2 separate regions of the Homo sapiens genome follow, and region 1 is linked to region 2. Evidence: chromatin loops called from intact Hi-C (ENCODE). Cell type or tissue: HepG2. All regions are shown on one strand. Region 1 has its middle 8.6 kb from the start of SCGB2A1. Region 2 has its middle 13 kb from the start of ASRGL1.

What was found. Hi-C counts contacts between places; a loop is a spot of excess contacts. Peaks named below come from ENCODE experiments on the same cell type or tissue, not always from the same donor. Only the 100,000 strongest peaks of a DNase experiment are listed, where the experiment ranks them.
Region 1: it touches region 2 in a loop (11-fold over the local background); 23 of 110 quality-filtered maps call a loop at or near these places.

The regions. Positions count from the first base shown.
Region 1 is chr11:62,215,301-62,219,300 of GRCh38, forward strand. No RefSeq gene overlaps it. Among named protein-coding and RNA genes, the nearest start is that of SCGB2A1, 8.6 kb to the left of the region's middle. In HepG2, a CTCF peak has its summit at 2,055 (motif pointing right); no DNase peak of the experiment used is centred here; H3K27me3 peaks cover 284 bases.
Region 2 is chr11:62,322,728-62,326,727 of GRCh38, forward strand. No RefSeq gene overlaps it. Among named protein-coding and RNA genes, the nearest start is that of ASRGL1, 13 kb to the right of the region's middle. RefSeq lists enhancers at 2,456-2,957, 3,778-4,000. In HepG2, a CTCF peak has its summit at 2,371 (motif pointing left); a DNase peak (open chromatin) is centred at 2,324; H3K27me3 peaks cover 285 bases.

The DNA.
Region 1 (4,000 bases), 110 kb before region 2:
AGTTCTCATGCCTAAAGACTCCAGCACATGGGATCCCCTAGACCATCTTCCCCTGCTGAATGCTCTTAACCCTTCCCCTCAGACAGCCCTTCTGTCCCAGATCCTGCCCCAGATCCCTCCCTTGCTCACATTATTCCTCCTCCTTACAATCCAGATTCCTGGGAATCATCATCCCATGAGCCTATTTCTTCTCAGCCCATGTAGCCTATTTCTTCTCAGCCCATGTATCCTTCCCTAAAAAGACTCCAGCATTAGAAAAAACAATATAAAAAGGATATTCAAAATTTCCCATTTCCCTCCACACCTAAGGAGTCAGCCCCAACTCTCTTCCCCTTAAAAGAGGTGCCACAAGGAGATGGAACTACTGACTTTGTAAATACTCCCTTAACCAGTTTGGAGGTCTAAAGTTTGAAGAAGAAACTTAAGCCATTGTTATATGACACTTACAGAGTGACAGATCAGGTTGATCAGTTTTTGAGACCTCGGTTACACACTTGGGTCGAGTTAATGTCCATCCTAGACATCCTCTTTTCAGGGAAGGAAAAAAACATGATCCCTAGGGCTGCTATGGCAATTTAAAAATGTAAATATCCTCCCGGTCAAACATTCCTAATGCAGATCGAAAGTTTTCCACCCAAGACCCCCGGGGTAGGGAAAAGAAAGAGATCAGACTGTTACTGTGTCTATGCAGAAAGGGAAGACATAAGAAACTCCATTTTGACCTGTACCCTGAACAATTGCTTTGCCCTGAGATGCTGTTAATCTGTAATTTTCCCCAACCTTGAGCTCACAAAAACATGTGTTGTATGGAATCAAGGTTTAAGGGATCTAGGGCTGTGCAGGATGTGCCTTGTTAACAAAATGTTTACAGGCAGTATGGTTGGTAGAAGTCATCACCATTCTCCAGTCTTGATAAACCAGGGGCACAATGCACTGTGGAAAGCCACAGGGACCTCTGTCCTGGAAAGCCAGGTATATCCAAGGTTTCTCCCCATGTGATAGTCTGAAATATGGCCTCGTGGGATGGCAAAGACCTGACTGTCCCCCAGCCCGACACCCGGGAAGGGTCTGTTCTGAGGAGGATTAGTAAAAGAGGAAAGCCTTTGCAGTTGAGATAGAGAAAGGCCACTGTCTCCTGCCCCTGGAACTGAATGTCTCAGTATAAAACCCGATTGTACATTTGTTCAATTCTGAGATAGGAGAAAAAGGGAAAAACTGCCCTGTGGCGGGAGGTGAGACATGTTGGCAGCAATGCTGCTTTATTATTCTTTACTCCACTGAGATGTTCGGGTGGAGAGAAACATAAATCTGGCCTACGTGCACATCCAGGCATAGTACCTTCCCTTGAACTTACTTGTAACACAGATTCCTTGCTCATATGTTTTCTTGCTGACCTTCTCCCCACTATCACCCTGCTCTCCTACCACATTCCTCTTGCTGAGATAGTGAAAATGGTAATCAATAAATAATGAGGGAACTCAGAGAACGGTGCTGGTGCAGGTCCTCCGTATGCTGAGTGCCGGTCCCCTGGGCCCACTGTTCTTTCTCTATACTTTGTCTCCGTGTCTTATTTCTTTTCTCAGTCTCTCATCCCACCTACGAGAAATACCCACAGGTGTGGAGGGGTTGGCCCCCTTCAGCCCGGTAAGACAATAATAGCACAGCTCACAGGGAAAATATACAAGACCTAAGAAAAATGATAGTAAAGAAAATTAGAGAATCAGTACCCCAAACCCAAAACCTCTCTAAAACACTTGATATACAACAAGAAAAAGATGAAGGGCCTATGAAATTTCTAGACAGACTAAAGGATCAAATGAGACAATATACAGGCCTAAATTTAAAAGATCCCCTCGGACAGGGAATGTTAAAACTCCACTTTGTCACTAAAAGTTGCCCAGATATTTCAGAAAGTTACAAAAATTAGAAAATTGGGAGAACCGACCTCTAAATGAACTTCTCAGAAAAGCTCAAAAAGTGTATGTGAGAAGAGACAAAGAAAAATAAAAACAAAAGACAAAACGTATGGCATCCACTTTCCAACAGGTGGCTCCAAACCCACATACTTCTAAAGAAAGCTTCCACGGGGCCAAAAACTATAAAAGGTTCAGATCCCCAATTAAAGGACACAAGCCTCCACCTAGAGGACTCAGGCCCTCTTCTACCAGAACCTCAAAAAATATGGGGGGACAAAGTGACAAAATCCCAAAACTGAGAGAAAAAAAAGACAGGATAGGTGCTACAAACGTGAAAGGACAGGCCACTTCAAGAGAGAATGTCCCAAACTAAAAAAAGAGGAAAAAACCCTTCCACTCATGACTTTTGAGGAAGAATAAGGGGGGTCAGGGACTCTGTTTCTTTTACCTCAAGTCCCACCAAGAGCCCTTGATAAATTTAGAGGTGAGACCCAAACATGAGCTTATCACCTTTTCAGTCAATTCAGGGACGACTCGCTCCTCTGTTTGTTTCCCTCCATCCAACATTGCCTGCTCTTCGGAAGAACTTTTAGTCTCTGGGGTAAAAAGAAAAGGATTTAAAACAAAAATCTTAGAAAGTACAAAAGTTAAATACCAAGATTCATTGACTAACATCCAATATTTTTTAATCCCTGAAACAAAAACTAATCTACTAAAAAGAGACTTAATGCTAAAATTAGGTATAGGTCTACAAGTTAGCCTTAAAAGAGTCCTTACTTCATTAAACCTACTCACCACTGCAGATGAAAAATATATTAACCCCTATGTCTGGTCAAGGAAAGAAAACTGAGAGAAACTCAAAATCCCTCCAATCCACATCAAACTAAAGACCCCCAGGAAAGTAGTAAAAAAAAAATACCCCATTACCCTAGAGGATAGAATAGGGTTAAAGCCCATAATTGAAAGTCTTATCAAGGTTGGGCTTCTTGAACCCTGTATGTCCCCTTATAACACTCCAATATTGCCAAGAAATCAGACGGGTCATACCGACTGGTACAAGATCTTAGGGCCATCAATCAAATATTCCAGACTACCCATCCTGTTGTCCCCAACCCATACACCATTCTCAACAAAATTCCATATAGTCATCAGTGGTTTACAATAATAGATTTAAAAGATGCCTTCTGGACATGCCCCTTGGCTGAAGACAGTCGAGACATATTTACTTTCGAGTGAGAGGATCCCCATTCAGAACAAAAACAACAGTATCAGTGGGCAGTTTTGTCTCAAGGGTTTACAGATTCCCCAAACATTTTCGGTCAAATTTTAGAACAAGTGTTGAAAAAAGTGGTTGTCCCAAAGCAAATATGCCTACTCCAGTATGTGGATAATATTCTTCATATCTGGTGAGAATATAGAGAAAATCTCTGGCTTCTTTACACATATTCTTGACCATCTGGAGTTCAAGGGGTTATGGGTTTCAAAGGGAAAGCTTCAGTATGTAGAGGCCAAAGTTAAATATTTAGGCCACTTAATAAGTACAGGTAAACAACGGATAGGGCCTGAACGAGTTAAAGGCATCATGTCCTTATCCTCACCTCAAACTAAACAGGAACTCAGCAATTTTTTAGGGTTAGTTGGATATTGCGGCCTATGGATTGACTCACTAAACAGTAAACTTCTATAACAAAAAATTGTCCAGAAAAAAACCTGATCATCTCCTGTGGACGTCTGAGAAAGTCGATCAGGTTAAAGAGCTAAAAGAAAGGCTCATAACCGCCCCTGCTCTAGCCTTACCTTCCCTAGAAAAACCATTCCATCTTTTTGTTAATGTAAATAATGAAGTAACTTTGGGAGTGCTTACCTAAAAACACAGTGGCTGCCAGCAGCCTGTAGCCTTCCTATCAAAAGTTTTAGACCCAGTTACCTGTAGATGGCCTCAATACATTCAATCTGTTACAACTACAACAATATTAGTTAAAGAAAGTAGAAAATTAACTTTTAGAAAAAAATTGACTGTAAACACACCCCACCAAGTTAAAACAATTTTAAATCAAAAAGCAGGAAGGTGACTCGCTGACTCC
Region 2 (4,000 bases):
CTGCCTCCCAGTTTCTCAGGCCTTCAGCCTCAGACTTCCATTTCACAATATCAACTTGTCTGGTTCTCAGGCCTTTGGGCTTGGACTGAGACACGCTTCAGGCTTCCCTGGTTCTCCAGCTTGCAGCTGGCCTGCCATGGGACTTCTCAGCCTCCATCCTCACATAAGCCAATTCCCCTAACAAATCCCCCTATATATTTATACAAACATATAGTTATATATAATCTCCTATTGGTTCTGTCTCTCTAGAGAACCCCAACTAATACACTGCTCTACACAGCTCTACAGTAATGGAGGTCTAAATGATAATCTAAGTAAAATGTTTGCTAACTACCTGCCATCTCTAATTAGCTACACCATTAGCTAGATCAAATAGCTAATCAACTAGCTAGACCAACATGCAAAGGAGAGAATCCTCCTCTCATTACACATACTTCTGGAAAGGCTAATAAGTGTAGAAGAAAGAAAAGTGTCAATCGCCTAACTCAGGATCAACAAACTTTCTGCAATGGGCCAGGAAGAAAATATGTGAGGCTTTGTAGGCCACCATCGTCTGTTCCAGCTACTCAACCCTGCCACTCTAGGGTGAAAGCAGCCAGAGACAATATGTAACAAACAAATGAGTGTCAACTAATGAGAAATAAGGGCTGGACATGGTGGCTCATGCCTGTAATCCCAACAATTTGGGAGGCTGAGGCTGGTGGATCATGAGGTCAGGAGATCGAGACCATCCTGGCCAACATGGTGAAACCCTGTCTCTACTAAAATACAAAAAATTAGCTGGGCATGGTGGTGCACGCCTGTAGTCCCAGCTACTCAAGAGGCTAAGGCAGGGAAATCACTTGAACCCAGGAGGCAGAGATTGCAGTGAGCCTAGATCATGCCACTGCACTCCAGCCTGAGGACAAAGCGAGACTCCGTCTCCCCCGACCAAAAAAAAAAAAAAAACCCTGCAGGGCAGCAAACAAGAGAGGAATTGCAATGCGGGAGACACAAATCTAGCAAGCAGCTAAATCATGTTCCCTCCAAGTGAGGTTGAGCAGGAGTTTTAGAGGTTTACTGTAAATTTACACAAGTGGGACAACTTAGCATGGTCTATGATTAATGGTGATTGATTGACAGCTTAGAATGTCTCTAGCTGATGATCAGCTTATGTTGGCACAGCTCTCTCCCCAGGAGATTTGTGATCAGGCCCAATATAAATAGGTTAAACTAAATGTACCTGCTTCTTCAGGATGTTTACAGTTTGGCCCAGTTCCACAGGTGACATTCTGTCTGGGTGTGTATAGGCCTGGGTCCAACTCTTCCTACCCACCCACCAACTTTTTAGATGCCTCTGACATAGCCATTTCCATCCTGGATTTCCTTTCATATAAATATGTTTGTTTCCCAAGAAGACTTTATTTCTGAACCCTGAAATTTGATTTCACATAATTTCCATGTGTCAGAAAGTACTGTTCTTCTTTTGATTTTTTTAACCATTTAAAAATATAAAATCCAGGGCCGGGCGCGGTGGCTCACGCCTGTAATCCCAGCACTTTGGGAGGCCGAGGCGGGTGGATCACAAGGTCAGGAGTTCGAGACCAGCCTGGCCAACCTGGTGAAACCCTGTCTTTACTAAAAATACAAAAAATATCTGGGCGTGGTGGCGGGCGCCTGTAATCCCAGCTACTCGGGAGGCTGAGGCAGGAGAATCACTTGAACCCAGGAGGCGAAGGTTGCAGTGAGCCGAGATCACGCCATTGCACTCCAGCCTGAGCGACAAGAGTGAAACTCCGTCAAAAAAACAAAAAACAAAACAAACAAACAAAAACGTGCAGAGGGCAGAGCAGAGGATGCATGCACGTGGAAAATGAGAATAACTCTCTTACCTACCTTCAGCAGTGCTCTAACAATTGCAGCAGATTATACCCCAGAGGTCGCAGGAGGAAAAGACTTAACCCTGAAGGCAGGCCAGCCGCTGGGAGAGCCAAGAAGAGGCAAAGCTTTACGTGCCCTCTAGCCCGCTGCCCACTTCCAGAGCCAGGTAAGTCAGTTCTCCTTCTGAGAAGGTGAGGACTGCCTCCTATGGCTAGATGAAGAGTGATTTCTATAAACAGCCCTGGCTCCGGGCAATGTGGGTACCGTCATGACCATCACAAATATGTTTACATTTGCTAAGATCGCAAACAATCTAAACAACCACCGATAGCGCTGAGACAGAATGGTGTCCAAGATATACTACTGAGTGAGAAGAGGAAATTACAGGTCACCCAGGACATTACGCAAGGCGCACACTATTTGTATCAAAGAAGGGTGGCCACAGACGGAGGAGGCTCCCACCACAGGCCAACTTCATCATTGCAAAGCCTCCGCCAGCCGATCCCTGGGGAAACAGCGCCTCCTTGGGGCCAGAGCGCTGTATCTGCACCCCACACCTCCGCATTGGAGGTGTCAGGATGGCTGAGGCCGCCTTGGAGGGTGGCTGCTTCATCTCACCGACCCCTGGTGAAGACGCTAAGAAATGATGGTGCTCTAAAAGAAGTCTCTTTGGCTGTTTCGTTTATCCCATCAGAAAAGAACAGAGATTCAAATCTTGCTATCACCATATTGCCTTTTCATCATCAGGGTTAGCCACAGCACAAGCTATTGAGAAGCTGCTTGGCAAAACTCCTGTGCCCAAGAGGATTGTGTCTTATGGGCTTCAGACACAATCTCTGCCAAGGAGAACCTGCAGTCTAGGATGAGGAAACAGTTATAGAGAGTAGATAGATAAAAAGATATAAGTATTTACAAATCCATAGTATAGGGTTGGTAATAAATTACTAGAACAAACAGGAACTGATTTATTACTTACATCTTAGTTCTTTCCAAAAAAAATTGTGAGTTACAATATGAAACTGCAGAGGATGTCAAATCATTTAGGGACAGGGAGAGCACGAGGCTTGGAGAAGGAAGGACAGAATTCCATCCCTGGCCCTCTCACTTCACACTTGGTATGACTCTTCACTGCCCTTTGACCTGGAGTTTTGGGGGCACCAAACTCTAGGTGAAAACCTCTCTATACAATCAACTCAAACTGAGGGAAGAGAGAGACCCTCTCATATTGTTTTATACTGTTTTATACTCAGTACCTGTTTTAAGAAAAAATGACAAGGAAGTAAAACCAAAGACAGGCAGCCCGGCGCCAGGCCCAAAACCAGTCCTGGGCCTGCCTGGCCTAAACCCAGTAGTTAAAAATCAACTCACAACTTAGAAACTGATGTTATTCATAGATTCCAGACATTGTATAGAAGAACACTGTGACACTCCCTGCCCTGTTCTCTTTCTCTCTGACCACCGGTGCATGCAGCCCCTGTCATGTACCACCTGCTTGCTCAAATCAATCACGACCCTTTCATGTGAAATCTTTAGTGTTGTGAGCCCTTAAAAGGGACAGAAATTGTGCATCGGGGAGCTCAGATTTTAAGGCAGTAGCTTGCCGATGCTCCCAGCTGAATAAAGCCCTTCCTTCTACTACTCGGTATCTAAGAGGTTTTGTCTGCGGCTCGTCCTGCTACAAAACCTCTTGGTATGATACTCAAGACTAATATTAAAACTGATATTAATCATCCTCCAGGAACTAAGTGGGGTAAGTCAGGAAGTCAGATGTTTATGAAATTATCTCTAAAACAAAAATGACTAGTAAAAGGTTTGAGAACTAGGTGATGAGATAATCTGTACAACAAACCCCTATGACACAAGTTTACTTGTGTGACAAACCTGCAGTTGTACCCCTGAACTTAAAATAAAAGTTAAAAACAAAAAAGGTACATTAGAACTAGCCCTTTAAAATCTGAACATGATTTTTTAAATATATTAAGTACTTTGAGAATTTTACTTAGAAGGTTCTTTGTGGGGAAAAGAGAGATGAGACTGTTACTGTGTCTATGGAGAAAGAAGTAGACATAAGAGACTCCATTTTGTTCTGTACTAAGAAAAATTCTTCTGCCTTGAGATGCTGTTAATCTGTAACCCTACC